Regions from separate parts of the Homo sapiens genome. Here region 1 is linked to region 2. A link is an interaction called in ENCODE POLR2A ChIA-PET data of the cell type or tissue named here. Cell type or tissue: PC-9. All regions are shown on one strand. Each heading gives the region's core, and the rest is flanking DNA. Links, peaks and the distances in the headings are about the cores only. Region 1 holds the start of LOC105374904 (a long non-coding RNA gene). Region 2 overlaps RREB1 (ras responsive element binding protein 1).

Region 1 (16,706 bases), core at 3,836-11,835, 160 kb after region 2:
AGGAGGCTGTTGGCCTGAGGCTGTCTCTAAGAGTTCCCACACAACAAGCCACAACCTAACTTAATAGTACATTTTTGTAACAAATAGGTTTCAGCCAATCAGCAGCAGCCAACAAATCACACCATGCATTCTCCCTGTGTGTGTTCTGTGTCCAAATTTCCCTTATTATAAGGACACCAGTAATATCCCATAAGGCAAATGCCTAGTTATAGCCAATCAGGTGATTTGTCTACTTTGCCTCCCCATCTTTGGCCTATAAAAGCTCTCTGTTCACAAGGCTAGGTGGGGTTCTCTGAACCTCTTCTTTTTCAGATGGCTGCCCTATTCATGAATCATTCTTTGGTCATGTAAACTCTGCTAAATTTAATGTGTCTGAAGTTTTCCTTTTAGTAGAAGCAACTCTGCTAACACCTTTATTTTGGACTTACAGTCTCTAGAACTTTGAGTTGATAAACTTCTGTTAAGCCCCCCAGTCTATGAATTTGTAATGCAGTCTGACATTTGCAATGCACTAGCAAAGTAATGCACTCTTCTCATTCCATGCTCTTCTCCGAGAGCACTTCAGTGGTTGCCCATGGTATTGCTTTCTTCAGCTATTCTCTCACCCAAATGTTTAACACCTTTCTAAAATATTTCTTTTTAGTACTGGTAACAGGCAAAAGACGTTAAGGAAAAAATAAATACTCCATTTAATTTTAAGACTTAAAATTAAGTTTAGTTTTAGTTTACTTTCTTTTTTTTGACACTGAAAATGCAAATACTCTTTCTGAAACAATGTATTTGACAAATTTTCTCAGCGATTTTATTGGTGTCCTGCTGTCGAGGAGAATAACCTAGGGTCATTTATTCCTCAGTCCAGTCCCAGAGTTTCTATGGCCTGGGAAATTTGTGTCAAACTCTGCCTATAACAGAGACTGTGCTCCTTTCCCTCCCTCCCTCCCTCCCTCCCTTCCTCCCTTCCTCCTTCCCTCCCTTCCTTTTTTCACAGAGTTTCTCTCTTGTTGCCCAGGCTGGAGTGCAATGGCACAATCTCAGCTCACCCCAACCTCCACCTCCTGGGTTCAAGTGATTCTCCTGCCTCAGTCTCCCAAATAGCTGGGATTACAGGCATGTGCCACCACGCCCACCTAATTTTTGTATTTTTAGTAGAGATGGGGTTTCTCCATGTTGGTCAGGCTGGTCTCAAACTCCCGACCTCAGGTGATCTGCCCGCCTCGGCCTCCCAAAGTGTTGGGATTACAAGCGTGAGCCACCGCGCCTGGCCAGAATGTGCTCTTTTCCTTCAGCCTAAGTATTCCGCACATTTGGGAGCCCTGTCCAAAGGGCTGCCACGGCACCACGGTGGCTGCTTCTGTGGAGCAGCTGCTGAGGCATCCTACTTCTCCTTTGGGTCTTTTGAGGTCCACCCTTTGTTTGTGTCTTTGGTCAGTGCTGACCATGCAGAAGCCACGTCAGAGAGAGCCTGGCTACCCCGAGGGGTGGTGCTGGCTTGTGACCACCACACTCTTAAGGGTTATCCTCAGCTTTCTAGGACCTGAAGCATAATGTTGTCCACTCACCCAGAACTCTTCCAGCTGCGCAGCTTTTGCTAACAAAACTTTTCAGGGAAGGATCATCAGCCTGCATGTCAAGAGCTGCGTATCTTCCCAGGGACTGGGGAACCCATGTTCCCAGCACCAGTGCTGCTTAGTGAGGGGGGAGTCAGAATAGAGGGAGCTGAACCCCAGGACCACAGCTGCCCCTCGAAACCATGAAGTCCTCAGGAGGCTTGCTGAATTGAAGCTGCCATACCCCATGCAGACGGCCTCCATCTGTTGCCAAAGCTCTTTCAGACAGGTTCAAATACAGTTAATTCAGCTACACCTTTCCCTAGATTAACTGTAGAGTTAACTATATGAAATTGCCATATTTGTGGGTCAAAAACAGTCCAATATTACAACTTCATGTAGTTCCACCTAGTAGTTTTCTTTTAAAACTTTCTTTTTTTTATTTTTTTTTGAGATGGGTTATACTCTGTCACCCAGGCTAGGATGCCATGGCGAGATCAGGGCTCAATGTAGCCTCGACCTCCTAGGCTTAAGTGATCCTTCCACCTGAGCCTCACAAGGTGCTGGGATTACAAGCATGAGCCACTATGCTCAGCCGCTTTTAAAATTTTCTTTTTCTTTTTTTTTGAAACAGAGTCTCACTCTGTTGCCCAGGCTGGAGTGCAGTGGCACGATCTTGGCTCACTGCAACCTCTGTGTCCCAGGTTCAAGTGATTCTCATGTATCAGGCTCCCTAGCAGCTGGGATTACAGGCACACACCACCATGCCTGGCTAATTTCTGTATTTTTAGTAGACATGGGGTTTTGCCGTGTTGGCCAGGCTGATCTCGATCTCCTGACATCAACTGATCTGCCCACCTCAGCCTCCCAAAGTGCTGGGATTACACGCGTGAGCCACCATGCTCGGCTCTTTTTCAATTTTCAATTTTCAATTTTAAACTTCTAAAAAGCAAAAGGTTGCAAAAACAGTGTTAAGAGGTCCCATGCACTCATCACTCAGCTTCTGCAATGGTGACATCTTATGTAGTATTATATGCTGATCAAAACCAGGAAATTGGTATTGGCATCATACAGCTAATTAGTTTACAGATCTTGCAATGAACTGGTTTACAGGCTTTGCTTAGATTTTTACCAGCCTAATGGCTTTTGGGGGCTACCTCCTAGTGACTTCCACACTGACACTAAACAATCTTTTACAGTCTATTTATTTTACAGATAACAGATCACTTATTTTGTTTTTAAGTTTTTGCAAATATTATGTTCTCAAGATAAAAATTCAAATGATATAATTTTGTATAAAATAGAACACGAGAGCTTCCCTCCTCTCTTTTCTCTCTCTCTGTAGAAGTAGCTACCATTGGAAAGCTGATGTAAATCTATCTTTGCTTTTTCCTATGGATACACACACACAAATACATATGCAATTTCTTTTACAAAAACAATCATATTTTATAAACGTTCTCTTAATATGTTATGAACAAATTAATTGCAATAGTACCACGATTTTTGTTTATTACCATTTTCTTTTATTTGTTTCACTGAGTGAAAGATCAAGTTCTGAGAGTGATTTACTCTGCCCTGGCAAGTGAGTCTTGAGTGCTCTCCTTTAATCCGGCCTCCACGCTGCAGATGACAGTGTCTTCCTGGCAGGATATTCTGTCTCTTTGTCATTTCAGATTCCCAAATTGATTGCATCATTCTCCACCAGAGCCCGAATTTCTGCTATGACCTCTGCAGCTTCTGGGCTGCTCTGCTCCACTCCACTCACTCACTCTCTCCATCGCGGTCAGCCAGGTTTGCTGACCCATCTATGAGCTTCTTTGAAACTCAGCACATTTATGATTTAGGATTTCTCATCTGTCAGACCTGCATCTCTCCCAAGATTGTTTAACTTGGGACACGGTTATTAAATCTCTGTGGACTTCTGTTTTCTCATCCGTAAAAGGATCACCTACAGGGCTACAGGCTCTAGAGCAGGGGGAGGCACAGTTTTTCTGTAAAGGTCCAGGGAAGCAGGCCAGGTGCAGTGGCTCACACCTGTAATCCCAGTACTTTAGGAGGCCGAGGCAAGAGGATCACTTGAGACCAGGGGTTTGGGGCCAGCCTGGGTAATATAGTGAGATCCCATTTCTACTTAAAGAAAAAAAATTAAAAGGTCCAGGGAAGCAAACACTTTAGACTTTGCCAGCCATATGGTTTTTGTTGCAGCCAATCAGCTCTGTCATCGTGGTGCAAGAGTAGCCACACACGATAGGTAAATAAATAGACAGGGCCGCATTCCAACAAAACTTTACATGTGGACACTGAAATCTGAATTTCATATTGTTTTAACGCACCACAAATTCTTCTTCTTTTTCTCAACTGTTTAAAAATGTAAAGAATGTTTTTGACTCACAGGTGGTACAAAAACAAAGGTGGTGGGCAGGACTTAGCCCATGGGCTGTAATTTGCCAACCCCCTGGTCTAGGAGGAAGCACCTAGGCTTTGGGGTCAGATAAACTAGGATTTCAGTAGCTTTTGTTATCTATCTTTTGTCACCTGCTAACTGTGTGACCTTGAGCAGGTTATATAAGCCTCTTAAACTTCAGATCTGGAAGGGTTGCTATAAGCATTAGAGATAACCTATGTAAAGTCTGTGACACGCAGAGGGCACTCAGTAAGTGCGAGTTCCTTTTCCACGTGCTTGAGGATATTTCCAAGACTAGAATTCAGTAACCCAGAGCACAAAGTCCATTTCCATTGTAAAGCGTTTTGGGGTGAAGATGACTGAGAGGTGTGTTACACTGGTTTAAACATACTCTGCAGATTCTTTGGCTTAATTGCAAGTGTACACATGTGTGCATAGAGATTTTATGTTTACGCACAGATCCCATGCCCCTCCATGGCGACAGGGAGCAAGTGACCTCTCACAAGGGGTCCTGAATTTTAGATTGTACAGGAGATGCCTCCAATTTAGTAATTTCTTACTCTTTTATAACTTTATAGCAATTTGTGGCATGCTTCTTAAATCAAGAAGTTTCAACAAAATAAAAAAAATCAATATGCATTATATATTCTATAAAAGAGACACTTCAGTAACTCAAAAAGTCTATGTTCTTCAAGTGCCCCGCCACAAAGGGTTATAGCCCTTGGATGAAGCATCTTTCTAGTCCTCTTCTGAACTTACCCACTTTCCTGTTCAGACAGGCCCCATGCTGGGACATTTCAACCCACTGTAGAATTTAAAGTGACTTACATGTTGTCGTAGTCCATTTTGTGCGGCTATAACAGAATGCCTGAGACTCAGTAATTTATAAAGAAGAGACATTTATTTCTCAGTTCTGGAGGCTGGGAAGTCCAAGATCAAGGCTCCAGCATCTGGCAAGGGCTGCTCTCTGCTGCCAAGATGGCACTTGCTGTGTCCTCTGGAGGAGAGGGACCTGTGTCCTCACATAGCAGAAGAGCAGGAAGGAATGAACCCACTACTGAAAGCCCATTTTGAAAGGGAACTAATTCATTCATGAGGGCAGAGCCCTTGTGACCTGAAGATCTCTTCAGAGGCTCCACCTCCCAACACTGCTGCATTGGGGATTAAGTTTCCCACGTATGAATTTTGGGAAACACATTCATAACATAGCACATATATTATTTCATTCGACACCTAGAACTGGTTTTATTAGTATCTTTTTGTGTGATGGAACAGGCTCAGAGAGGTTAAAATGATTACCAACAGCACACAGCTGTAGGAGGAACTAGAATGCAGACCCTGGATTCCTGGTCTAGTCCTCTGGCCAATGTGTGGCCTTCTTCCAACACCACTTCTAAATATTATATTTGGTCCATTTCACCTCTTTATTATCTAGTTTTTGAAGATATGGTCTGTATCTTTTTTGTATTACATGAGAGATTCTAGACAGTTTTACCTAATGCAGTTTTCAACAAATACAGACACTCCTCTACTTACGATGAGGTTATGTCTGGATAAGCTCATCCTAAGTTGAAAATATTGTACCTTTTGTTTTGTTGTTTTCTGAGACAGGGTCTGGCTCTGTTGCCCAGGCTGGAGTGCAGTGGCATGATCTTGGCTCACTGCAGCCTCCACCTCCCAGGCTCAAGTGATACTCCCACCTCAGCCTCCTGAATAGCTGGCACTATAGGCATGCACCACCATACCTGGCTAAGTTTTATCTTTTTTTGTAGAGACAGGGTTTCACTATGTTGTCCAAACTGGTCTTAAACTCCTAAGCTCAAGTGACCTGCCTCAGCCTCCCGAAGTGCTGGGGTTACAGGCGTGAGCCAGTGTGGCCGGCGAAAATATTGAACCTTTGACTTATGGTATTTTCAATTTAGGATGGGGATATCAGACATATCCCCATATGCTGAGATGTGTAGAGAATACCTACTGCTTTTGCACCATTGTAAAGGAAAAAAAATCGTAAGTGGAACTGTTGCAAGTCAGGAACTGGCTGTAGTCATTTCTTCATTCACATATTCAGCAGCTGTGCTCAAGTCATTGCCCTTCAGTTAGTCATTTGTAAGCATTTGCTGGGTGCTTCTGTGAGCTCAGGGAAGAGATCACAAATGCTGTGGAGGATATGCAGGAGGTTTTCCAATGTAGCTGGTTTTCCAACATGAGGCAAGAGCCTCAGCCTTAGACAGACTCAGGCCCAGGTCTCAAAGCTGGTTAAACTCAGGTCTAAAGTTCCTTAATCTCTACAGGTCTTGTTTCCTCACCTGTAAAGTGGAGAAATGAATATCTACTTCATAATAATGTTGTAAGAACACAAGTGCTTGGTTTACAAACAGTGCTGATGAAATAGTAGCTATTATCAATCATAAGCAATGAATACCGTATTAGGCAGGATAGAGTAGGTTGCACGGGGTTCCCCAGCTCAGTGTCTTACCACGTTATCCCTCATATATTGATGCCCTACGACCATTGTGGATGCGCTGAGGCTCCGCTCCAAGTCATCTTCCCTTGGGACTCATGCTGACTGAAAGGTTGTATCTGGAACACCAGAGAGAAGCTGAGGACAGAGAGAGCTTGGCAGAGCCCACACCGGCTGTTAGAGCCCAGGGTGACCTGCGTTACTTCTCCTCACCTTTCGTGGGCCAAAGCAAGTCACATGGCCAAGCCTGACAGGACTGGGAAGAGAAAATAGAATTCTCTCCTGGCAGAGGCAGTGAATATTTTGGAACACTGTTACAGTTTACCACAATATAATATATGCAAAATAACCTGTAGAGACTACCAGAAAGTGTGGTACAGAAGAGACATGCAAATATGGAATCAACAGTAACACTGAGTGGGCTTTTAGACTTAATTGCTTCCAGAACAAACAATTCTTTTTTTTTAATTAAACATTTTTTTTTGACTGGGCATGGTGGCTCATGCCTATAATCCCAGCACTTTGGGAGGCCGAGGGGGAGGATCCCTTGAGTCCAGGAGTTCAAGACCAGCATGGGCAAGATGGCGAGATCCCATCTCTATTTTTTTCTAATTAAATAATAATAATAATAATAATAAATAAATTCATTTTTTTGAGACAGAGTCTTGCCCTATCACCCAGGTGGGAGTGCAGTGGTTTGATCATAGGTCACTGCAGCCTCTAACTCCTGAGTTCAAGTGATCCTTCCACCTCAGGCTCCCAGGTAGCTGGGACTGCAGGCATGAAGCACCGTGCCCAGCTAAGTTTTTAACTTTTTTTCTAGAGATGGGGTCTCACTATGTTGCCCAAGCTTGTCTTGAACTCCTGGCCTCAAGCAATACCCCCACCTTGGCCTCCCAAAGTGTTGGGATTACAGGCGTTAGCCACCATGCCCAGCTGAGAACAAATGATTCTTTAAGAATTTTCTGAGAAAGGCTTGTCATGCTCACTCTCTTGTCAGGCTTATATAAAATCAAAGATTACTGTACATGCACTCCAACAGTTGTGAAATACAGAGTTCCAGGACAGCCAAGCTTCTGTTTATCTTCCTCAAGGCTTTCTGAGGCAATCATCAATCAAGTTAAATAACTTCTTGTCATTCAACCTAGGTTTTTAAAATGCATTTGGAGAAATCAATAGCATTTTGGAGACTCATTAATTTGAATGTGAGGGCACACACACACACACACACACACACAGACACACACACACAGTTGTCAATCTTTTGGATCCTGTATCAGTCAGGTCTTTTAGTTACAAACAACAGAATCCATGCTAGGAAAAAAAAAAATCTAGTAATAGCAACTAAGTAGCTCAGAAAATTTCCAGGAGAGCTTTGTTCTTAAAAACAATAGCTGAACTACATTGATCACATTGCCAGATTGTTCCAGTAGAATACTGACTGCTGCCAACACTGGGTGTGAGGCATTGCTGTGAGAACCTCTGCCAAGTTACCCTTGAAAGGTAGACATCTCCCTTCCTTGTGCTCTGCCACCTTGCCAGAATGGATCCTGGGTGACTTCCTCTGTTTTTGAAAAAACATCTCTTTTATTATTTTTTTTATTATTTTTTTTGAGATTGACTCTCGCTCTGTCGCCCGAGCTGGAGTGCCTTGGCACAATCTCGCCTCACTGCAACCTCCGCCTCCCGGGTTCAAGTGATTCTCCTATCTCGCCCTCCTGAGTAGCTGGGACTACAGGTGTGTGCCACCACACCCGGCTGATTTTTTTTAATTTTTAGTAGAGACGGGGTTTTACCGTGTTAGCCAGGATGGTCTCAATCTCCTGACCTTGTGATCTGCCCGCCTCGGCCTCCCAAAGTGCTGGGATTACAGGCGTGAGCCACTGCGCCCGGCTCTTTTATTTTTAAAAATAATCTTCTCCAGGTCAAAATCACATGCATTCACCACCTTAACCAAGTGATCAAATTTAGCATCTCCAAAATGAGAAAATTTGATATAGCATGTGTCATAATGTGATCCATTATGACATACGCAGCATCACCTGTGACATTCTTTTATCAGAAGGCACTAATATCTGGTGGACTTTATTTTTTTGATGATAGCAGCTATGGATAATCATTGCCTAGACCCATTAATTCCTTGGAAGTTACAAAATGGTGATATTGTAATTGTGCCATTTCTTTTAAAACAAAACCTTTTTATTTTATTTTATTTTATTTTTTTTAGAGACAGGGTCTTGCTGTCACCCATGCTAGAGCACAGTGGTGCAATCATAGCTTACTGTAGCCTCAATATTTTGGGCTCAAGAGATCTTTCCACCTCAGCCTTCTGAGTAGCTGAAACTACAGGTGAGTGCCACCATGCCTGGCTAATTAAAATTTTTTTTTTAGTAGAGATGAGGTCTTGCTATGTGGCTCAGGTTGGTCTCAAACTCCTGAGCTCAAGCAATCCTTCTGCCTCAGCCTTCCAAAGTGCTGAGATTACAGGCATGAGCCACTGTGCCCAGCCTATTTAAATTTTTTTTTTTTTGGAAATTGGAATAGTTTAATAAGGACACTCTTCCCCTTAGCTATTTTTAATTACAGGTTGGTCAGGCTATAATAGAAAGGCAAGATAAATGTTTGGTTCTTTCCCTTTATTAGTTCTTAAATTCATGAAAATTGGTTCTCTAGCACCCTATCATCCTTTAAAGGTGGCCAATTCATTTTTTTAAAAAAGAAAATCAATATGACTTCATGCATTAAAACATATTTGAGCTTCAGTCAATTGTAGTTCTTTTTTCTTTCTTTCTTTCCTTTTTTTTTTTTTTTTTTCTTTTTTTGAGACAAGAGTCTTGCTCTGTCACCCAGGCTGGAGTATAGTGGCATGATCTCGGCTCACTACAACTTCCTCCTCCTAGGTTCAAGTGATTCTCCTGCCTCGGCCTCCCAAGTAGCTGGGATTACAGGCAAGCACCACCATGCCCGGCTACTTTTCTTATATTTTTAGTAGAGACAGCGTTTTGCCATGTTGGCCAGGCTGGTCTCGAACTCCTGACCTCAAGTGATCCACCTGCCTTCGCCTCCCAAAGTGCTGGAATTACAGGTGTGAGCCACCGTGCCCAGCCCCAGTTGTAGTTCATTTTTGAGGCTCAAATTGTTCTATCTTTTTCTAGTGGAAACCACTTTAATTTGGTTCTTGAGTTCTTTTGACATGACTTTTGTGGTCTTTATTTTTTGTTTGTTTGTTTTTTGAGATGGAGTCTCACTCTGTTGCCAGGCTGGAGTAAAGTGGCGCGATTTTGGCTCACTGCAACCTCTGCCTCTGGGTTCAAGTGATCCTCTTGCCTCAGCCTCCCAAGTAGCTGGGACTACAGGCCCGTGCCACCACGCCCAGCTAATTTTTTGTATTTTTAGTAGAGATGGGGTTTCACCATCTCAGCCAGGATGGTCTTGATCTCTTGACCTCATGGTCTGCTTGCCTCAGCTTCCCAAAGTGCTGGGATTACACGCGTGAGCCACCGTGCTTGGCCTGTGGTCTTTATTTTTAAGAATTATTTTTATTTAAAAAATATTTTTTAGAGACAGGGTCTTGCTCTGTCCCCAGGTTGGAGTGCAGTGGCATGGTCAGAGCTTACTGCATCCTTGACCTCCTGATCTCAAGGGATCTTCCCACCTCAGCCTCCCAAGTAGCTGGGACTACAGGCGTGTGTCACCATGCCCAGCTAATTTTTTTGTTTGTTTTGAGACAGGGTCTCACTCTGTCGCCCTGGCTGGAGTACAGTGGTGCGATCTCTGCTCACTGCAACCTCTGCCTCCCAGGTTCAAGCAATTCTCATGCCTCAGCCTCTCCAGTAGCTGGGACTACATGAGCACACCACCATTTCCAGCTAATTTTTGCATTTTTTAGCAGAGATGGAGTTTCAGCTTGTTGACCAGGTTGGTCTCGAACTCCTGACCTCAGGTGATCTGCCCACCTAATTTTTAATTTTTTTGTAGAGATGGTGTCTTACCATGTTGCTCAAGCTGATGTTGAACTCCTGGGCTGAAGCAATCCTCTTGCCTGGGCCTCCCACACTGCTGGGATTACAGGCATTAGCCACTGCACCCAGCTCTTGGTGGTCTTTAATGGTTTCCTCACTATCTGGTATGACAAGAAGTTTCAGGCTGATGGATCTGTATATGTGTATACGTACATGTGTATATGTGTGCATATATACACAATTATATCTATTTTAAGGTAAAAGATTAAACAACACATGCATTTATACTGGTATTTCCAATTCAGATCTAGATTAGGTGTTTAACTTTTGCCTTTTCTGTGTTAAATCTATGCATCTTTTCTTTTGTACTGAAAATCTTGGTCCTCAAAAATACATGGGGGCTGGGGGCAGTGGATCACCGCTGTAACCTCAGCACTTTGGGAGGCCAAGGAAGGCAGATCACTGAATGAGGTCAGGCATTTGAGACCAGCCTGGTAAAAATGGTGAAACCCTGTCTCTACCAAAGATATAAAAATTAGCTGGGCATGGTGCATGCTTGTATCCCAGCTACTTGGGAGGCTGAGGCAGGAGGATTGCTTGAACCCACAAGGCAGAGGTTGCAGTAAGCCAAGACTGAGCCACTGCACTCCAGCCTGGGTGACAGAGCAAGACTTTGTCTCAAAAAAAAAAAATTATATATATACAGGAGATTATATAATTAGAACATCCTATAGTTAATTACTCATTTACTTTATCTTGTAGTGAGCACACAATAGTCTCAGACTACCAATATGAATGCTACCACCATGAGTAGAATTACTGTGAGCAGTTAAATATTATTTCTTCACGTGGTCTCCCTATTTTCCCCATAGTCATACTACATCAATTTTGCCTGAGCATGTAGTCACTGCATGCTGTACTCTGTCCCCTTTATTTATTTATTTATTTATTTATTTATTTATTTATTTATTTATTTTATTTTTTGAGACGGAGTCTCACTTTGTCACCCAGGCAGGAGTGTAGTGGTGTGATCTTGGCTCACTGCAGCCTCCACCTCCTGGGTTCAAGCGATTCTCCTGCTTCAGCTTCCCAAGTAACTGGGACTACAGGCGTGTGCCACCACACCTGGCTAATTTTTGTATTTTTAGTAGAGACGGGGTTTCTCCACGTTGGTTAGGCTGGTCTCGAACTCCCAACCTCAGGTGATCTGCCCACCTCGGCCTCCCAAAGTGCTGGGATTACAGGCGTGAGCCACCACGCCTGGCCTCATATCCTATTTATTTTTCTTTATCTTTGACTTTGTGTGTGTGTGTGTGTTTGTGTGAGATAGGGCTTGCTCTGTCACCCAGGCTGGAGTGCAGTGGCATGAACACGTCTCATTGCAGCCAACCTCCTGGGCTCAAGTGATCCTCCTGCCCTAGCCTCCTCATGCAGTTGGGACCACAGGCACATGCTACCATGTCTGGCTAATTTTTAAATTATTTTGTAGAGATGGGGTTTCCCCATGTTGCCCAGGCTGGTCTCAAACCCCTGGACTGCAGTGATCCTCTCATTTTGGTCTCCCCAAATGCTGGGATTACAGGCATGAGCCACTGCACTCAGCCTTATTTTGATTTTTAAAATGTCTTTTTATTTCCTATTTCCTTTAAGGCATTATTGACTGTATTTATTCATTCTAGTTTTTCTTCATTTTTGAAATGATGTTATCTTTGATATACAATTAACTTACCGAGTTGTATCACCTCATTTCTAAGTTTTTCCTAGTTTTAATTTATGTTGTTCTTTTATGTCTTATAGCCTTTAAAAATGTATTTCAGTTTTTTTTTTCAACTAGAAAGTGATATTTTTGATATTTTCTTTGGGCATGTCTTTTAGTAGATTTTCATTATCTATATAGATGTTTTTCAGCTTCTTATTCTTTTTTTTCTTATAATAACTTCGGATGGGATTTGATCTTTTTTTTCTGCTTACTTTTAAAATTAAGGCTAGGTTCGGTGGCTCACGCCTGTAATCCCAGCATTTTGGGAGGCCAGGAGTTCGAGGCCAGACTGGCCAACATGGTGAAACCCAACTCTACTAAAAATACAAATATTAGCCGGGTGAGGTGGCGGGCACCTGTAATCCCAGCTACTCGGGAGGCTGAGGCAGGAGAATCGCTTGAACCTGGGAGGTGGAGGTTGCAGTGAGCTGAGATTGTGCCACTGCACTCCAGCCTGGGCAACAGAGTGGGACTCTGTCTCAAAGAAAAAAAAAAAAGAAAATAAATAAATAAATAAATAAAATTAAGTCTCTTGACCTTTTAGAAGGAGGCATGGTTAAGAGTACTCTTTCTAATTTTATCTCCTGCCGAGCATGGTGGCAGGCACCTGTAATCCCAGGTACTCTGGAGGCTAAGGTGGAAGGATTAAGGCCCAGGAGTTCAAGACCAGCCTGGGCAATGCAGTGAGACTCTGCCTCAATTAAAAAAAACAAATTAGACTGGGAGCAGTGGCTCATGCCTGCAATCCCAGCACTCTGGGAGGCCGATATGAGAGGATCTCTTGAGCCCAGGAGTCTGAGGTTGCAATGAGCTATAATTGTACCACTTCACTCTAGCCTGGGTGACACAGTGAGACCCAGTCTCTAGAGAAAAAAAATTAATTAAAAGAAATTTTATCTTTGGCTCTTTTCTTTTTTTTTTTTTTTTCCTGAGGAGTCTCGCTTTGTTGCCCAGGCTGGAGTACAGTGGCACGATCTCGGCTCACTTCAACCTCACCTCCGGGTTCAGGCAATTCTCCTGCCTCAGCCTCCCGAGTAGCTGAGATTACAGGCATCCACCACTGCGCCCGACTAATTTTTGTATTTTTAGTAGAGACAGTGTTTTGCCGTGTTGGCCAGGCTGGTTTTGAACTCCCAACCTTGTGATCTGCCCTCCTTGGCCTCCCAAAGTGCTGGGATTACAGGCATGGGCCACCGCGCCCGGCCTTTCGGCTATTTTCATGCAGCAATTAAAAATATGTTAGTTTCGTTTCTCAAGATTTCCTGACTCTCTTCTTTCTCACTTTTAACTGGACTCTTTCCTCTGTCCCTGCCTACCTTTTTAAAAAAAATTCCACTCCCAGAAGTGTCTCAGTGGGGGGGTTCTGTTCTGAAAGGGAGCCTGACTTGCTGGTTTCTAGAATTCACAGGAGCTGGATTTCTGCAGACCCATTGATCCTTACTGAAAGCCTCTTATACTCACCTACTCGGCGAAAGCCCTTCCAGTTCAGCTGCTGTTCGCAGATGGCCTCACTGAGCTCTCTGTTAAATACCATGGCTACTTTCAGGTTCTCCAATTTTCAGACCCACTGGAACACCCTTTTGTGTTGCTCTGCTTCCTCCCACAGAGACGATGCAGCTTATGTGACTACTGGTGCTGTATCCTCATGAGCTTGTATTTTGGGGTCTGTGGGGAAAATGTTGTGACCTAATTTTGTTGTAATTGTCCATGGTAACTTGGTTTTGCTTTCTAGTTGCTTTATCTGTTTCGTTTGTTTGTGGGAATTCAGAGAGATTAACAAACTGTGCCCCTGCCTCCATCGTCTCCACATTTCTCTCTCTATATTATTCCTGTTTGGAACTTTTTGTAACACAACTGGAAAAATAAGGCATGCAGGTGTATCTGATTGGTTGAGGTTAAAACGCATGTTTTTGCCGTAGTTGCAGAGGAAGGAGGCTGGCTTCCACCTTGGGAAAGTGGGGCTCATAGATTTGGAAGTGCCCTAACGTGGAAGGATATTGAAAATGCAAGGCATATATCCACTATGGATCTATCTGCCCAGGCTTGGTTTTTGCACACATAAGCCAGGTTGATGCCTTTGCAGTGTCATTTGAAGGGCCTCAAAGTTTCCAACTGCCTAAAATATTTGTCCTAATAACTTCCCAGAGATGAGAGACAATAGAGTGACTCCTAGGATAAAGATATTGTCTATTAAAGATTCCACATTTCATTTTATTAATGAAATTATGATATTTAGGAGGTTAGGTTGGTTTATCTCATCAGAGGACTGGGAAACCAGTTAAATGTTCATCTCATAAACTGGCCTTTGTGACAACTGGTTTTTGGATTGACTTGAGCCTCATAAATTAGCTATGTGTATACACAGAACTTTTGACTCTAGAGATTAACAGAAGCACCTTGAGTTGACTCTTGCACCGTACACATCTTGAATATTTCTATGGACTGAGGACAAACCAGGCTGCCTCTCTTAGGACCCTGCATATTGTAGTTCTGGTCATCTTCCTTGCTTGTGCTAGTACTGCAGTTCAATTGATTTTGACCCTTCCTTGGCGTATCCCAACATGTTTAGCTTCCCCACTGGCCTGCCACAGGAGTCCTAACATGCTTTGGATAAACTCTTACAGCTTATCAATCAAGACTTTTAGGAAAATACATTTAAGATCTGTATTTATCTGCCAGTTAACTAAAGCACACAAGGTTTCTTCAATCCTTTCATCACAATGGCCTAAGTTGCACAGGGATTCAATAAGCATCCTAGGGATGAAATCAACAAGTTTTCGATGTACAACATCTATCTAATCCCTTTCAGTAAATGGACCACTCATTTCTGCACCAGCCAAGGTTTCCTGGTAGAACATGTTATTTATAGCACCACATACATGTGCCTCCCAGTACCATGTGGGCAATGCAACATGATGAAAGCAAGTTCATTCCTGGGGGAGAGAGGCTTCCTTTAACATTGCCTTGTTTCCTGTTTTGCTGCTATATTTACAAAAAGTGTCCAAAGCATGTCATTTTATGAGTGCCTAGTCTGAAAATGTTTTTCACCAAGACAAGCCAGGATTACCACTGACTGTCTTCTAAGGAGCTGTTGCTTCCCTGCAGTGGAGATCACTATTGCTTCTGAGAGCAGATGGAGCTGAGCAGTGGATGCAAAATCCTACCAGCTATTGAGCTCCTACTATATGAGTCAGGTTCATTGTATACACATGCTTATCATTTAATTCTCCCTAGAACATCACGAAACAAGTACTGTTAGCTTCACTTTACAGGGGAGCACTTTAAAGCCTGGAGAAATGAAACTGTCTGAGCTCACAAACCTGGCAAGTGACAGAAGCGAAATTCAAATCCAGCTCTGCCTGATTCCTAAGTCCAGGCTCTAAATGGCTACATGACCCTGGGCCTCAGAGCTGAAAGGCAGGGCCAGCTTCATGGGCAATGCCCTGGTTCCTGCACTTAGAACATCTCGGTGTTTGGTTTAAGGCTGTACTATCACAGTCTTGAAATTCTTTTTCGTTGTTGTTGAGACGGGGTTTCATCATGTTGCCCAGGCTGGTCTCAAACTCCTGGGCTCAAGCGATCTGCCCGCTTCAGCCTCCTAAAGTGCTGGAATTACAATGTGAGCCACCGTGTCCCTGGCCACCTTTTTTTTTTTTTTTGGAGGAGGCTTTGCATTTTTATTGTACAGTGAGCCCCAGAAATGATGCAGCGCTAACCAAACCACTGACGTTTGCACTTACCAAATGCCCGTGGCTCTTTCTATGGTGGTGCTGACTGTATTCAACCTCCCAGACCTCAAGAGCCAGGCTGAGCAGCTCTGCTACATGATGAGGGGTGTTTCCTGAGCAGGAGGAAGATGACTATAGGGGCAAGAAGGAGGTTGGAAGGAATTCCTGTAGGTGCTAGCTTCACCCTGCTCCTGGCCTACACCTCTTTCTCTCCAGCTATCCTTCCTTTCCCCCCAACTCTGCTTGCCCTCACCATACTGGAGTATATAAGGTGTGGAGTAAGAATTCTGGAATTGGGACCCAGTTCTCCTGGTTCCTGAGCCCACGCTCTCCTCACTAAGGATGCCTATGGACAGAGAGGTATGCTTCAGACTTCTGAATGTCTTAGCAATGTTGAATTAGCCCAGATTCACACCCCCTACATGCAATAGTTTGTGTTCTGCCTGGACTCCTTTGCGCTTGGAAGGATGTCTAGTCCAGAACTCTATTCTGAACTCCAGACATTTATTTCTGGAAACCAACTGGACAAATGTTCCTGGAAGTTTTGCAGGCACCTCAGGCACATTGTCCCCTCTCTGGCAACTTGGCTGTGATCTCGGTTAAAGGATGACCTCTGGGCCAAATGCCTCAGCCGAGTGTCTTAAAGTTGTCTTAGCTCTTTCCTGTCTCTTATTTTCAACATCACCAAATCTCACTGAATCCTATGGACTTCTTCTTCTTTTTGTTTTCCTGGAAAAGCCGGATCCCTTAGACTACTGCCTTTGTGTGTCCCTTGGCCATGTCTTTTGGCTTCTACGGCTGTGGAACTGGTCTCTTTGCCCTACAGTCTCTTCTTCCAGGCC
Region 2 (16,706 bases), core at 4,355-12,354:
AGCTGGCACATTTAAGATTCTATGCTATACTTATGGATAAAGTCTAGAAAAGGCAATCTGAAACAACGTATGTATCATGAGAATACAGTGCTTTTTTAAGTATAATTTGATGTCACTATTTTTTTTTAAAAAAACTTAACATAATTTTTGAAAATATACCAGAAAGACCCAACTATTCGTGACGCCAGGAGTTTGAGACCAGCTTGGGCAATATAGCAAGACCCCTGTGTCTAAAAATTTTTTTTAATTTGCTGGGCTTGGTAGTGAGCTATAATTGTACCACTGAACTCAAGTAGCCTGGGTGGCAGAGGGAAAACCTGTCTCATTTAAAAAAAAAAAATGCAAAAAAGAAAGTGATCAAATTTCAGTCCTTAATTGCACCCTGCCCTCCCTCCCCCAATTTATGTATCTTTAGTCTGTAGCTCAGTGCCTGGCACACAGTAGGCATTGTTTCTCTCAATCTATAACAGGTACTGCAAGCCAACTATGGGCCAGCTGAGCTGAACAGATGACATGCTTAGGTTGATAAGCCTTGTTCTGTAGACAAGTGCAAGAGTCATACCCTTGAAACCACATGTAAAATGCAGACAGTATTCAGCTTTAGGAAAATAGTCCATAAATTTGATCAGCCTTTCAAAAGAATCTATGATTTCCAGGAAAGGACAGAACTACGGCAGTGGTCTGACCCTCAGCAGATTTAATCCTACTTTTGGAGAGTTAAGGAGACTGGCAGGCTTTTTCCTTACTTACTACTGCCATCAGTTTCAGGCAGGCCACCAACAATAAGTAAAAACACTGGCAACACCAAATCCTCTAACCTTCCCTTTTCTTGTAAAGATGAGATGAGATAAACCATCTCATCAGCGTTTTGATATTTCACTCAAAACATTATTGACACAAGGCAATAACCCAGTGAACATTCGTTAAATCAATTCCTAAAGCAATCCGCCCAGTGCCTGTAATAAACAGTTATAATTTTAAAACAGAACTCATCCTCTGGAAAGGAACGAGAGGGGAGACATCCTTGTGAGCCCCATCTATGCGGCTGTCCCGTTATTCCAGGAATGATGTTGGGATTCGAGTTAGTTTCTGAATGATGACTATCAGGTTAAAACTTTCTCAGTGTGACTGTGAACACATCTAGGCCATCAAAGATGCTGGGGAGGTTTTCTGTAAAGAAGTCCTCCTGTGGGTGTAAACATGGCCCACAACCTATCAATTCCTAGGAACCTCAAAGGGGTCACAGAATAGAGGGTGGTCTTACGGAGAATGTTTGTTTTGCAATAAGTAAGAGGTACAGGGGCCTTAGTGATCCTTTTAAATTTAAGTCAACAATCATTAAATCTGAGTCCCCCTATGCACTGAACATTTCTGCTTACTTAAATTGCAGTGCATAAATCGGCTATAAAAGGAGGGATTATATCAACTATAAAATTCAAAAGTCACAACCAGGGGAGTGGGAAAAGTGACTGTGATTTAAAGGTGTTTGGAGGGTAGGGGTGAGCTGGCTCAGTCCTTCTTTTATCCTGTGTCCTTTGAAGATGAAAACTAATCAGTTTTTTCCTGGCCTTTAAGCTATCAAGGTTTAAAAAAAAAAGAGTCTGAAAAAAATAAACAAATGGGACCCACAATCTACCTTCAAATGATTTGGGGGTGAAATACTCTACTTTAGGCCCTCAAATATTTCTTGATGATAAAAATGTATGTCAGCTACTTCAATTAGTAACTCCTGATCCACTACTAGGTTGGGGTGGGGAACTCCATAAGCTTACCACTTGGTAAGAGGTAAAAGAAAGCTTGGGAAGGTAAGAGAATTAAGTGCTGTCTATACAATTCTAATTTTAGGTCTAGAAAAAGCAGAGATTAGTGGACTGGGGTAGTGTAAGAGGAAGGGTATGGAGGTGGAGGCTGGAGGGAGCTGATACCCAGGAAGTACCACAAGAAGCCCAGGAGCCAGGTCCTGCTGAAGGGCAGGGGCCTCATTACAGAGGGTGTGTGTGGAGTGGGCAAATTACAGGAGGTGGGAGAGTTGGGGTTGGGTCTGGGGCAGTAGGGGGTGTAGGCTGAGAAAAGTGATGTAAGAGTTTTAAGAAAACCTGTTTGAACATGGTATGGGATTGCAGGGGAGGGAGACCTGCCTACAAACGGGAACAAAGGGAATAGGGAGGGAAAGTTAAACCTGAACAACTTTCAAAGGGGAGGCAGGTGGGGTAGACAATGGAAAGGGCAGAAAGGAAGAGAGTCGCTCTGGCCACAGGCAAGTGTCCTGGGGCACTAAATGGTGCTTGGGAAGAAGTTTTAGATTGTTAGGGGGGTTAGGCTACATTCTTTTGCAGAGATTCTTGAATGTGAAGAAATGGAAAGGGATCCAGAAGGTCTTGGTCCTGTGGGATTCATACCCTGAAGAATGCACGTGGGATGAATCCCTCCACAGAGAAGTCAGGCATGAGCCGGCTGATGATATTCAGGGCTAAGCAGGGTCACTGATGAGAACATGAAAACACCCCTGGTAGGGCACAGGCACAGCAACAGGGGCTGGCAAGGATGAGGTCCCCAGGAGGCAGGAATCCAGACAAATGTGAAGGCATTAGCAGCGAGTGGTAGAGCCCTCTTCTGGAGTCAGGAGGGATGAAAGAGCAAAGAGGAACAGTGGAGAGGGAGCACAAGAGAACTCGTAAGTTGGATTTTTTTTTTTTCCCAAAGAGACAGACAGAGTCTTGCTCTGTCACCCAGGTTGGAGTATGGCTCACTGCAGCCCTGACTTTCCAGGATCAAGCAACCCTCCGACCTCAGCTTCTCAAATGCTGGGACCACAGGTGCGCACCACCACACCATGCTAACTTTATTTTTTTTTTGGAGAGACGGAGTCTCACTATGTTGCCCAGGCTGGTCTCGAACTCCTGGGCTCGAGCAATCCACCTGCTTCAGCCTCTCAAAGTGCTGGGATTACAGGCATGAACCACTGTGCCTGGCCCATGGTCACACAGGGTACATGTGCACACAGTAGGCACTCAATTTTTTTTTTTTTTGAGATGGAGTCTTACTCTGTTGCCCAGGCTGGAGTGCAGCTGCACGATCTTGGCTCACTACAACCTCCACCTCCCGGGTTCAAGCAATTCTTGTGCCTCAGCCTCCTAAGTGGCTGGGACTACAGGCACGCCCCACCACACCTGGCTAAGTTTTTGTATTTTTGGTAGAGACAGGGTTTCACCATGTTGCCTAGGCTGGTCTCCAACTTCCTGAACTCAAGCCATCTGCCTGCCTCTGCATCCCAAAGTGCTGGGATTTCAGACGTGAGCCACCGCGCCCAGCCAAATATTTTACTAATTAATTAGTCATCTCCAAAAAATGGGCAGTCGGGTCTTATACTATGAGTAAGAAGAAGAGAAAAGAAGAGCTGATGGATTACGGAGCAAAGGACCCCAGGGAGCTGGGGCAAGGCAGCCCAGCGGCAGTCAGACAGACAAAGTCCTCCCCAACAGCCAGGGACGACGAAGCTGAACAGAGGGGCAGCTCTTGGTCAGCTTTGGCATTTAAGACCATGTGATCTCAAGGTGCTCTTGAACAAGAATGGGTACACAGGAGCAGCCAAGTGGCACTCTGGAACCCTCTCCTCCTACTCAGGGTACGTACACAGCATCCTGTTTCCTACGCTGGATGGCTGGCTAAGGAGAAGGAAGGAAAACTAAGATTGTCTTATTTCAAAGGGCTGCAACTATATTCCAGCTGTTACAGGCAAGCCTGTTATGTTTCTTCCAACGGATGCCCAATTCACACACATAGCTGCTCTCCTCAAGAATAAACAAGTGGATTCTATATACAAATACCAAGGGCACCAGGTCTCCAAAAGGAGAAAAAATTTGTTTTACAAATGTCCAACCCAAAATGGCTTTCACATTTTTTTCAGGGTGAATTTTGCAGCTCTAACCCAGATGTGGCTCAGTGCGGAAGGTGGCTGGGAGAGCCACAAGGGACTGGCTGGTGTTCCCTCTTAAGAGGCAAAAAGCACATCAAGGGCACAGTGTTCCCTGGCCTTCCTCACAGGTTAGATTGGTCTGAGCAAATCTGTGATTCAATTAGTGTGAGTTCAGTTGCTCTTTTTTAGGTCAGTTCTTTCTTTTGTTTAGATTTGACTCGAGATTTACCTCAATTATCTACACCTCTGCTGAAGTACCTAAGCAAATTAAACCATTTAAAGTGATGAAGGGAAAGGAAGTGGACGGAGCTTTAAAACAACTTATGCAAATAATTTCCTCCCTCTCCCACCTCTGTTCCCTTCAATTACTAAACTCCAAGACAAGCAACTGCTTCTCAAACGAAAAGTCTAGACTCTTAAGTGTGAATGAGAAAAAACCCCGTGGTTAAGCCCTGGCTTGCAGAAAACTAAAAATTTCAGCAAATCTGGAATGAAATGTTACTTTGTGAGTTATACAAAGCTTAGCAGCTGTTCCCAGCCAACATGAAACCCGAAAGGGGTGATGCTATCTTTATCTTCTACCTAGAGTTAAAGCCGGTACTGTCCAGGACAGAGCTGCCAAGGAGCTGTCTCAGTTCTAGTCTGCTGAACACAAAAGACAAAGAAGCCAAGGGAATACATGGGCCAGCAAAGGACACCTAAACAACAACAAATAATAGACCCACCTGGAAGAAAGAAAATGCAGTTAATAATTAAAAAATTTAAAAGGATGCAAGTTCTTAATGTCACTTGGAAAATCCTTTTCAATCAGTTCAAAATTCAAAAGATTAAATCACATCTAACTCTATCTGGATTTCCCAAGTGCAAGGGGAGGAAACTATTTTATCAGGTTTCTTGGAAGGGAAAACACATTTTCTCTATTAAAACTTAAGTCCTGGCCGGATGCTGTGGCTCACGCCTGTAATCCCAGCACCTTGGGAGGCTGAGGCAGGCCAATCACCTGAGGTCAGGAGTTCGAGACTAGCCAGGCCAACAGGGTGAAACCCTGTCTCTACCAAAAATATGAAAATTAGCTGGGTGTGGTGGCACAGGCCTATAATCCCAGCCACTCGGGAGGCTGAGTGAGGCAGGAGAATCGCTTAAACCCGGGAGACGGAAGTTGCAGTGAGCCAAGATCGTGCCACTGCACTCCAGCCTGGGCAACAGAGCAAAGCTCTGTCTCAGACAAACAAACAAACAAAACAAAACTGAAGTCCAGCTCATAAAGACTTCATAGAAACCTTCTTCAGACCACCTGATGGAATCAGGCCTCAGATGAGCATCTCAGGGCAGGCAGATGGATGATGGAAAAAGACCAAAGAAGAATCAAAAGGGAGGGTGATGAGAACAGGGCCTTTCTTCTCATAAGCCTGAAAATTACACATAGGTTAACTGAAGAAAATATTCTTCTAGTGCGACTGAACTATCTCCCTCTGAGAAACCACTTCCCACTAGGCCCCTTCGTTCCGCCCCTAACAACCCCGTTCTATTTATTGTTCAGTTTTAAATGACTGGGCAGCTGCTGCCTAGCCATGCCCCTCTAGTATTGACCAACACTGTCACCAGCACCCCCCACACGTAAACCACCAACGAATGAAGCTCGTGGTAAGGGGGCTTAACTTGGAATGTGAACTGTCACCAGCACACCACACTTCCTGCGAACTCTGACAGACTGTCTCCATTCAAGAAAAAATGAAAAGACTACCTTAAGGCCCGGTGGGTAACCACCCAAAGATGAACAAGCGGAATTGCATGGTAGTTAAGGAGTAGGCTCTGGAACCACATCGCAAATCCTGCCTCTACCACTTGCCAGCAGTGGTAAGTGGCCTGACCCTTAGACAGTTAGGGAACCTCTCAGTTCTGCAATTTCCTCATCTGTGAGATGGAGACAATAATAATACTGAAATCATATGACTGTTCTGAGAAATAGATTAGTCAAATCTATAAAGTGCTAAAACCTGTCTGGCACACATGATACCATCCCTCAGTGCTTTTTATTATCATATACATGCTCACACCTGAGCACACATACTGTACGTTCACATTAGCAAGTGTCTATTAGTCCTTCACGTCCCCAGTGATGAGTTCAACAGGTGCTACAAACATTGTACTCCCACTGGGCAGTCATTTTCAAACTTTAGTATGCACCTGGAGAGCTTATGATAACAGATTTCTGGGCCCCACCTCCACATTTCTGATTCAGCAGGGCTGGAGTGGGGCCTAGGAATCTGTGTTTCTAACAAGTTCCCAGGTGATGCTAATGCTGCTTGTCTGGGGACCACACTTTGAGAACCAAAGTGTCATTATGTTCTAGGCTTCAGGCCTAAGCTTCATCTAGTTTATGTGCATAGAGAACCTTATGGAGATGAAATGGAAAAGGAGAATAAAGCAAAGATGCTCACTGCTCAAAGAATATCCACATATTCTTCCATATTTCCTGGCAACCGTATACCTTTGTGGTCAGGCAGGTCACATGACTAGTCCTGGCCAATGAGCTGTGAGCACAAGTACCAGCCATCACTTCCAGACTGCAGCCTTTCAAAGTCAGTATGTAACCCACTAGCTCTTTCCTTGTGGTGGCAACCTGGAAGCATGTGTAATGACAGAGTAGCTATAAGACAAGAGCAGCCTGGATCCCTGGGTTACCACTTGTAAGGGAGCTATACTAGAGAGCTGCCAGACCTGCAGAGGATTCTACACCAACAAGCAACGGCACTTTATGGGTTGAGCCACTGGGATTTCAGGCTTTGTTTGATACTTCAACATAGCTTCGCTTAGCCTGACTTCATTATAAAGAGGATGCCCACATCATCAGTCTTAAGCCCAACCTATCAAACAGATCTGAGATATTTTATAAAATCAGCCAGAATTTCTACCCTACTCTCATTCACTTCTATTCACCAAAACAGATGAACTGTTTTTAACCTCCTATTTTCGGTCTGTTTCTCACTAACTAAAAAAATTATTTACTGCAACATGATTATGTACTAGTTGCTAATAATTTAGAAAGCTCAGTCCGCTAAAATGTATTAAAAATGTGAAAAGTAAATACATTGGAGGATTTGTGTGTGTGTGTGTGTGTGTGTGTGTGTGTATACCACTACTGGAATCCCTTGACTTTAATTGAGTAGGGAGGAGCAAGAGTAAAGGGTTTCAATTTTATTTATGTAATCACGTGTGGACTGATAACTTGTTTTGCCAAAACAGGAGAAAGTGATCTCTTTAAGGGCATCAGAATTTAACCACAAAGCTACTTTTTTTAAAAAAAAATAATAGTTCTACTAATCTAGGAACATTTTGCAGTTTAACATGTAGGTAATGAGCTGTCAACAGTATACAACTTACCAGACTGTGGAATGAAACATTAAAAATATTTTCCTCAAAAAAAAAAAAAAAAAAAAACCCTCTCACAAAGATTAATACCTCCTTCACTGTCACACACACACACCAAAACACATTACAATCCAGAACACCTCAATTAACAACTTAAGACTACAAAATTCATGAAATACACAAAATTAAAAGAATTGGGGAGAGGGAACTAAGAAGTATGTAAGAGAATCGCATAGGACCTTTCAGGTCTGCAGAGCAAAGCAGCACTTCTTTGGAGGGCTATCTTTTAGTGGGATTGACAACTAATCTCAAAGGTGGTGGAATTTCCTGCTAGAATTCTCTCTAGCACTTTCTACAGAGAGCACTGGAACAACTCCTTTGTGTACACACACACATTTTAAAAACTCACTTGCTAAGGAGCTCAGTGACTTCTGCTTCCCACTTAGCACTGGCAAAGCTAAGCACTGAGATGAAGGGACCCTGCTGCTCCTGGCCTTCTCAAGTTCATAGGCCCCTCCAGTGCCTCATTCTCTGGGTGTGTCACATTCCATCTCTTTAGGTACTTCCATGTGGCCAAAAAGGAAAGGAAAAAAAAGGTAAACACTCATGTGATGCATTTGGTCACATTTATAGCTCAGCTGTAAAATCAAACTTGAGAATAATAAAAAGGCCCCAATGCTAAAGGCTGAATTTCTTTCATATGTTTCATAGCTATTCAGCAACTGTTGGGTTTTTTGGTGAGTGGATTATTTTCTTCATTTCTGTCTTTCAGGAGACATAAAAAAAGTCAATTAACAATAATGAAAACCTAAAGATCTAACATTAGTGAAGGTCTATTTTTAAAATCATGTAATACACCACTTATAAGAAATTAGAGAGACCAAGAAAGTCATCATGTACACCCTAAAACAGGATTATTTCTGTACTTTTCATAAGGAGCTAACACTGAGAGAGGTTCCCTTAGGATACTGGAAACAACAGGAATAATGTGCAATTAGATACCAAGTGGACTTATACACACAGCTAAAAAACTCAGCATCACATCTTACTATCACTCTCCCATAAAGCCCCAGAACTCCCTATTATTTAGCAAGGTGATTTTCTAAAACTCATAATGCATCCTCAAATCAATGTCCTTGTGTATGTACCTACAAGGGAAATATAGTGAGAATATCCAACGTTTTGAAAACGAAAGCCATCTAAAAGTGATTTCACATAGTTTCTGTGATTTCACTTGCTTGGTTTATTTCTCCCCCATAGTCCTGTTCATCACAAGAGACACTCAAACTATAAGTAAATTCCTGGGAGCTTATAAATGATATGCTTTATACAGCCAAAATGTCCAAAAAGATTTGTGGTTTCAGACTTTTACACACTGTTCCCGTGTCAGTAATTGATTTGTGAGAACTTAACAAGATGATCTCTGCTCCTAGCCTCAACCTGGCAAGGCCACCTTCTCCCTGACCCTGCAGGGAACTGCAGTGTGTGCTCAGCAGTGGGGCTGCTGCCCATTGGCCTCACTAATGTTACCTCCCCTTTAAGCTCTACCAACTTGCACCTAAATCTCAGCCCATTCAAGTGTCATGTGCCTGCAATGTGCAACATCTATGCAGATGTTAAGGCCATGACCAAAACCAGTTCTCAGCGAAATGACTCCCAAGCCAGCACACCCCAAGCACTTTGAAGTCCCTGTTCTGCGTGGACTCCATAGCACAGAGGTTGCCAGGGCCTGCTGCTCCTGGGGGCTGGTTTGTAGATCATATGACTGCTGAAATCCCTTAGATAAAAGCAGGCATTGTCCACTTTTCCTTGAAATCTTGAAATCCTGGATAAGACCAGCAATCAAGTAACATTTCAATCCTCCAACAACCTTAAATCAATTGATCAAATTCTTCTCTTTGGGCCTCAGCTCCCCCCTTATACATAATACAATATCTAGTAAAAGCAATTTTAGTCAGTGTTTAAAGCAGACTGATTGCATTTATATTAAATAAAAGATAGGATTACGTGAAGGGGGCAAAGCTTTTAAAACAAACAATGAACCACCCAACAAATTTCCGCAGTATCTTTAAACTGCTCTGGAAGCATCAAGAGTATTAACTGAAAAAGCAGCTCCCTTCCCTCCTTCTCCATGTTCAGCCTCCAGCCGCACGGATGAGTTCTCTGTGCCTATGACTGATGCATGGAGGCTGATCTCCGGGCGGCCAGCAGCTGTTCAAATCCACGCCTGGATGCTTCGCTCACTGCACCTCCTGGCTCCACCACCCCAACCTCTCAACATGTGTCCTTGAGGCTCCGCCTACCCGGCGGATGTTACAAGCACACCATCTCAAATGCAGTCGCCATTGCAACAGGCTGCAGGTCGCTTATCACAAGGCACCGAAGACAAGCTCTTCCACCCTCGGCCACATCTCTCCTGCAAGCCCCCTCTGTGCCATCCCCACCCTGAAACAGTCAGCACACAGATCTGCCACTTGCTTCCTGGGAAGTCCTGGTTTTTCTTACTTTTCCATCTGCCCTGAGCATCTAACAGTCAGACAACGAATTCCTATTTCTGGTATGCAATTCAAGAAACAGAAATTAGTGGCATTTCCCTTGCCTGACAGTATGACCAATGTCTATACAACAAGAGAATACTTTCTACCTTCAGCATAGCAATCAGGAGGTATAGCTGCCATGCATATGCACAACTATAGTTTAATTTCAAAACTAATTAAAATTTCAAAGGGAACAATTTCTCTTATGGAGAAAAAACCCAAAACACACAAAAACCCTATCTGAATCAGGAACAGAAAAATTTATACCAACCTATATATGTTAACCATGCGTTACAGCAAACCTAAGTGCACAGAAGACTTAAATTCAGTAGTATTAAAAGCTAATATGACAATGTTTCAAATGTATCTATTAATCTGATTATTAAAACCTGGGTCCAGCAATGCTCCACACTTATGTATATAATATCAAACCACTTGAGAACCAGTAGCAGGTATTAGCAACTCTGGGGAGTTTTCAACCCTGGGATTTCCATGAAAATGTCCATTAATATATAACAAGGCCAAGAAAGAGTCTGGTATAGCACCATGGAGTGCTGAAGTGTTCTCTACCTATAAAATGGAACTACTGAGAAGAATAAAATTAGCAAATAACCTTGAAAAAAGAATAAAAAAAAAAAAAAACCAACCAGGCCAGGCGCAGTGGCCCACGCCTATAATCCCAGCACTTTGGGAGGCCGAGGTGTGTGGATCACCTGAGGTCAGGAGTTTGAGACCAGCCTGGCCAACATGGTGAAACCCCGTCTCTACTAAAAATACAAAAATTAGCCAGGCGTGGTGGTGCACACCTGTAATCCCAGCTACTCAGGAGGCTGAGGCAGGAGAATCGCTTGAACCTGGGAGGCGCCAGGTTGCAGTGAGCCGAGATTGCGCCACTGGACTCCAGCCTAGGCGACCAGAGCGAAACTCTGTCTCAACAAAAAACAAACAAAACCCAAAACCTAATAATTTCTGCTGAGTAAATACCTATTATTTTCCAAGTTAGGATTATTCCTCATGGCCAAAAAGCCATGTGGACACTATTCCAGGTGAGTTGTTCAATTCTGGGCACAGACATGAATTGTGGAAGAACACTGGGTAAAATGAAGACAAACTCATAAAAACAGAACAAGTCACCTCTCAAGTCCATTCCAGCTCTAAAATTCTATGGTTTTTTACAGTAAGTCTTAGTTGAGGGCACTCCTTCCTTCCAATTCACCATTTGATGGTTTAAATTTAACTTGAGACTTCCTTTAAGTTCAGTATTCCTTTTCTACAGAGACTATGTTTTCCAGGATGTCTATGACTTCTCTGGTACCTAGGGATCTTTGGTATCATTTGCTTTTAAAAATCCATGACATTTTATATATTCTTTTGGTGATAAATATGCACAATTCACATTAGGAATACAGACAAATGGCCAGGCGTGGTGGCTCACAACTGTAATTCCAGCACTTTGGGAGGCCAAGGCGGGCAGATCACCTGAGGTCAGGAGTTTGAGACCAGCCTGACCAATATGGTGAAACCCCGACTCTACTAAAAATACAAAAATTAGCTGGGTGTGGTAGCACGCGCCTCTAGTCCCAGCTACTCGGGAGGCTGAGACAGGAGAATTGCTTGAACCTGGGAGGCAGAGGTTGCAGTGAGCCGAAATCATGCCATTGCACTCCATTCTGGGCAACAGAGCAAGACTCTGTCTCAAAAAATAAAGGGAATACAGACAACCTGGTATGGTATTTGGACATCATCTGAATCTGTTAATGAATAACTTTTTTTCTACAAATCTGGGCAAAATATATAATATTTTAGTATATGTCTGACTATACTGAAAGGTTTATTCTAACACGTCATGTTAACTCATGAAGCAGCTGCACATCACTGAGGGGGAAGGAAAGTATTCAGAAATTAATTTTCCATATAAAACTCCTGGGTGTCAATCATTCTAAAGTATCTTTCAAACTTCCCTGTTTCCTTAAGCATAGCATGGTGAATCAATGTATGATTAATTCAGCCTTTTGTGGGGGTGACTCAGGATCATCACGATGAACAACTTACACTAGGCTGCCTCTGGAAACTAGTGACATACCCACCCCCCCCCACTTTACTTTTGCCACTGTACCACATGGCTCTGTTGGCCATGCTTGTTTTTCTCAATTGAAAATTTTCCTGAGATAATTGTGGATACACAGGCAGTTTTAAGAAATAACACAGAGGGCTCCTCTGTCCAGTCTGTGAAATTCCCCCAATGGGAATCCGCCATGCCGTTTGAATTCTTGTCTCATCCCCTAACATCTTTTCTGCTTGTTGTCAATGTGTCTCCTTCTGATGGCTTTTTTCCATCCCCAACATTGGCCTCAGAAATGTAGACTGGAAAATGTGAGACAAGGTGGCCAGGGCTGTATCTACAGTAAGAATAAATAGTGCTGAAGTGCAGGCCTAAAGGATCAATGGGAATCAAGGTAGGAGTGTTAGTACCAGGACTTCCTAACACCTTTGTGGCTTTGAAAACTTTATTTTACATACCTCTCCCCCCACGTATACCCTGCTGGCTCTCACTCACTCGCAAGCACATCGGCTGAATATTCTGGACCGAAGAATGCCAAATAAGCGACCTCTACATAAGCAATATACTACTTTTGAGTCAGCTAGCTAATCAACTGCTATATCCACAATGGTAATTGGCAATCCAGCAGTGTCCAGTGTCTTACTGTGAATACTGTCTACCAAGCCAATAATAGTTTGGAATGAATACACGCAGCTTAAAACACAAACTTTTTTTTTTTTTTCCTGAACTCACTGATGTTTCTGAGGAAGTTTTAACTTATCAATCACTGGTACTATGGAACAATTTAATTACCTAAGTTGAAGGAATGAAGTTATAAGAAAGATACAATGAAGAGCATTATGAATGTGCTTTAGAGACTTCAGTAAATAAGAAAACTGTCACTTTGTTCTCCTACTGCATTAGGAACTTCTCAAACAAAGAAGCTTGATGGAGGCAGACAGAGAGGGGCTTATCAGCTTAGGACACGGGATGGATGGTACAATTAACTGTCACACAGTCAGATATAATTCACTCTGATGAGGCCAGAGAAAGAAAACAAGGCAAAGAAAGGGCTCATCTTGTCCCTTTAGGTAATATCCAAATATCCCAGCACGGAAACCATCTTTTCCTCAAAGGTTATCTACACACGTGGCCTGAGAAGAAAGGCAGTAAGCCTTTGGGGAGTTGGGGAGAAGGAAGGAAAAGAAAACAGGAGGAGGAAAAAGGAAGACCTCTTTTCTGAACCACAAATGCCTCATGCTGCGCACTCCAAGCTGAAATGCAGTATGGTAGGTATTCTAAGGGGGAAAAAAACAACTACATTTCTTTCCTATTACTGATTCCTCTCTGCTTCACAGACCCAGCTCGGCCAAGTGGAAAACGGCTGCCATGAGTTCTGCAGAAGCTGCATGTCTTGCCCTGGCAGTCTGAAGGTGAAGCAGGCTTCAGAGGTGGACAGCTCAGGGAGAATCCAGAGAGGACACAGAAAAGCACACCAGGGCACCTTCTCCACGAGCCACCCACAGTCCATTTTACAGGCTAGAGCTCACCCTCTCAAAGTTAGAAGGTGCTCCAAAAACAGCTGGAGACTGGAGACCATAAACTACAAAATGCATGTGATGTTAAGATACTAAGAAAAGTACGGTTTCATTCTAAAACAGATGCACACAGAGAATTGTTTCTTCTGCCATGACAATACAGTTCCTTAGCTTTCAGAGTGCCAGACAAACTAGAATCAGAAACATCTTCCAACCAGTGTGAAGATGGAAGGAAAAAGAGCTCCTTTTCCTCTCCCTCCCCCACCACCTCCTCCCCACCAAAAAAAAAAAAAGAAAGAAGAAAGCCACGACACACCAGAAATAGCCTATGTGAGTCTGCTTCTAACAGCCAAAGGATGTGTGCACTATGAGCGGCTCCCTTGCAATGTGTGTTATAGTGAGCTCAAACATGACTATATATGGTATGTTTACGGAGTGAATGGACACAAACACGAAGCAGAACTTATATCAGACCCAAACTGGCTTTTAAAGAGCTCGGTTCCTCCACATTTATGGCCACAAGACGTCCCCTAAGTCAGAGCTAACTGTGGATACTTCCAGCAGTAATGTCTCCTGACTTGCTGGCACCGAGTTGCAGTGACTCCACCTCACTGCCCTCCCAGGCTGTCTGCGTGTGCACACACTTCCTTCTCCGTCCCCACCTCGCCTCCTCCCCTCCCATCTCCTGCTTTCCCCCTCTCAGGCCATCTACCCCCGGTCCCACAGAGACATAAATGCACATTCAAGAATGCTGCTGCTGAATGGGGCCTATGTTACATGACAGAGGGCATGGTAAGCGGGCCACAGACTGCTCTAGAAACAGATGGCAAGGCTGAGGCCCACAGCCGCTGCCTGCTTCTCACACAACAGGCTCCACAAAGTGTTTTATTCACATCCATGTTCTGCCTAGAAGGAAAGCCAGATACTGAAGTGTGTGTGTGTATCTGTGTGTGTGTGTTGGTGGGGGGAGTATAGTCTGAAGATGTATTAAAGTCCTGGGGGGCGGTGGGGAGACGGTGCGCAGAGCAGGAAGGAGAGGGATACGGAGAGGTGGCGTAGGGGGTAGGGAAAGAGAGAGAGAGAAAGAGAGAGGAAGGCACTGGCTTTAACAGTCTTGCCCAACCTGTTCTGCGGTATGTTCTGTTAACTCCTTTCTGGCAAATAGATGCAAACAGCAACCCCTTTCTTCCCTCTTCTTCTCCCCACAGGCATAGGGGCAGCTACAGGCAGAGAAAAGTCCCAAAGAAAAAGACGGGGCCCATTACTGGCTGAAATAAACCCATAATTTTGGTCATCTAGTATAAGACTTCCACTATCAGCTACTGGGGCTGACATTTCACTGGAAACTACCAACCTCACAGGCCCTCTCCATCTCCCAATTCTCCTCCTGACCCTGCAAAATAGGTTAATCGAGGTTAGGTCCTCTAAAATAGATACATGGAAATTAGGCTGAGCTAGGTCCAGTTTTCACGCACTTGAACAAAGCACTAAGGTGAGAAGGAAGCATCAAGTTCTTTTCTTCTTCTTCTTCGGTTGACATTAGGCATTTACAGGGTTAATAAGGGCAGCCTGAAGACCAGAAATTTACCTGCTTAGCAACAGAAGCATCAGCTAAGCTGTACTGGTTGTTTTGATACAGGAAAAGCAGTTTCTACCTGGTGAAAATTCCTGGTGATGTTTCAGTTGCCATTTTAAGCAACACACATACTAATCACAGGTAGAAGCCAGCAAGAAACTATGGGAAAAGGAGAAAAGTCCAAGGAGACTTTGCTCAGTTGAAAGGTCCAGGTCAAAACCAACCACCAAAACATGCGACCACACATGTAAACCTGCTCTGAAAATTACAACAGATCAGAGCTGAGAAAACTGCTCTTGGAAGCACTAACACACAAGCTCGTTTTCCCTCTAACTTGTTGTTTATGGCTGCTTTGTCTTCACATGGACCTTCAAGATTCTTCAGGTAGTGGAAAGAATGGGTGTCTTTTTTAATCATAAAAAGACAGATCTTCCCCTCTACACGGTGAGACGAAGAAGAAAGCATGACTCTCACAAAAGATTACACTTTCCCCCCTTAACTATGTTTGTATGTCGCAATTTTATAAAAAATGCAGATGTAACCCAGGGCCTTCATAACCTCGCTGAAGGACAACAAATAAATATATCTACTTCAAAATTCAACTACAGAAAGCTTCTTCATTTTCAACAAGTGACTGTTTCATTTTTGGAAGCTCCAGGATACCAAGGCACATAGAGTTGGTTGCTGTAAGATGTTTACTGCTGCCTTAACAGAAATGTATCTCCTTGGGAGAAGCAAGGCCTAAAAGCAGTTAGAACTGACAATTTGAACCAGTTGTTGAATATGTAAAGCACAGTAGAAAAAGATTAAAATATACTTCATTAACTAAAATACAAAGAAATAGAAATAATTTGTGAAAAAAAAAAAAGGAATAATGTCAATGTATACAACCAGAGAACACAGCACCTATATAATTACACAGGGCCAAAGAATGTCTATGTGAGAAAAACAAAACAGAAGTGAAAATCCTAACATTAATGCTATCACCTTTGGATAAGACCATGTTTCAAGAGCAGAAGAATGAGAAATTAAACAGTTACTTATAAATACTCTTCAATACCACATTGTAAAGTTTGGTTTTGACAGTTTCCCTTAAATTCAGTTTTAAAAATTAAGTTTCACATTATAATATAGTTGACAAATTAAAATTGTATATGTACAGTGTACAGGTGAGGTTTTGATACATGTATACATTGTGAAATGGTTAAATCAAGCTAACATATCTATAACCTCATATATTTATTTTTTGTTATGAGAACATTTAAGATCTTAAGTTCTAAACTGAAAACATTATTTGTGCATAAAGCTCAAAAAGAAAAAATATAATGACTTAGGAAATAATAAAACTTTCTAACTTCAACCCAATTTAAAGGAAAATTTGGAAGTCACATGTTTGAGAATATAAAAAAAAAAGTGTGCAAAACCAAGCCACAAAAACAATTCCCCCTTTAATAAAGTAAAATACTTGCACTTATTCAGGATCCCTAGACCAACAGTTTGAGCAAATTAAAACCTTATTTCTGAAACTTACATTTGAAAAAATGTAAGTTGGGTCAAAGAAATTCTAGTGTGGACAAAATGGTGGTATTTAAAGCAAAAATTTGGCCTATGCAAAAAAAAAAAAAAAAAAAGAAAGAAAAAAAGGCTGCAGTGATGCACACTGGTCGCCGGCAGAGTGGGCTGCAGAGGCCAGTTGTATCTAACAGTTGTGCTCAAAACAACAAAT

What was found. ChIA-PET counts read pairs that join two places held together with the same protein. Peaks named below come from ENCODE experiments on the same cell type or tissue, not always from the same donor. Only the 100,000 strongest peaks of a DNase experiment are listed, where the experiment ranks them.
Region 1: POLR2A ChIA-PET joins it to region 2 with 12 read pairs; 2 of 35 experiments call an interaction of 5 or more read pairs at or near these places.

The regions. Positions count from the first base shown.
Region 1 is chr6:6,984,878-7,001,583 of GRCh38, reverse strand. LOC105374904 (a long non-coding RNA gene) reads right to left here and starts at 7,488. Exons shown (of 3, transcript XR_926432.1): 1 at 7,444-7,488; 2 at 6,431-6,534; 3 at 5,759-6,260. RefSeq lists an enhancer at 1-208. In PC-9, for the core only: no CTCF peak of the experiment used is centred there; DNase peaks (open chromatin) are centred at 3,883 and 7,503.
Region 2 is chr6:7,143,757-7,160,462 of GRCh38, reverse strand. The region is part of intron 1 of RREB1 (ras responsive element binding protein 1); the gene reads right to left. Among named protein-coding and RNA genes, the nearest start is that of RREB1, 44 kb to the right of the region's middle. RefSeq lists enhancers at 3,350-4,016, 13,866-14,015, 14,274-14,944 and a silencer at 9,501-9,666. In PC-9, for the core only: no CTCF peak of the experiment used is centred there; a DNase peak (open chromatin) is centred at 11,832; H3K27ac peaks cover 1,061 bases.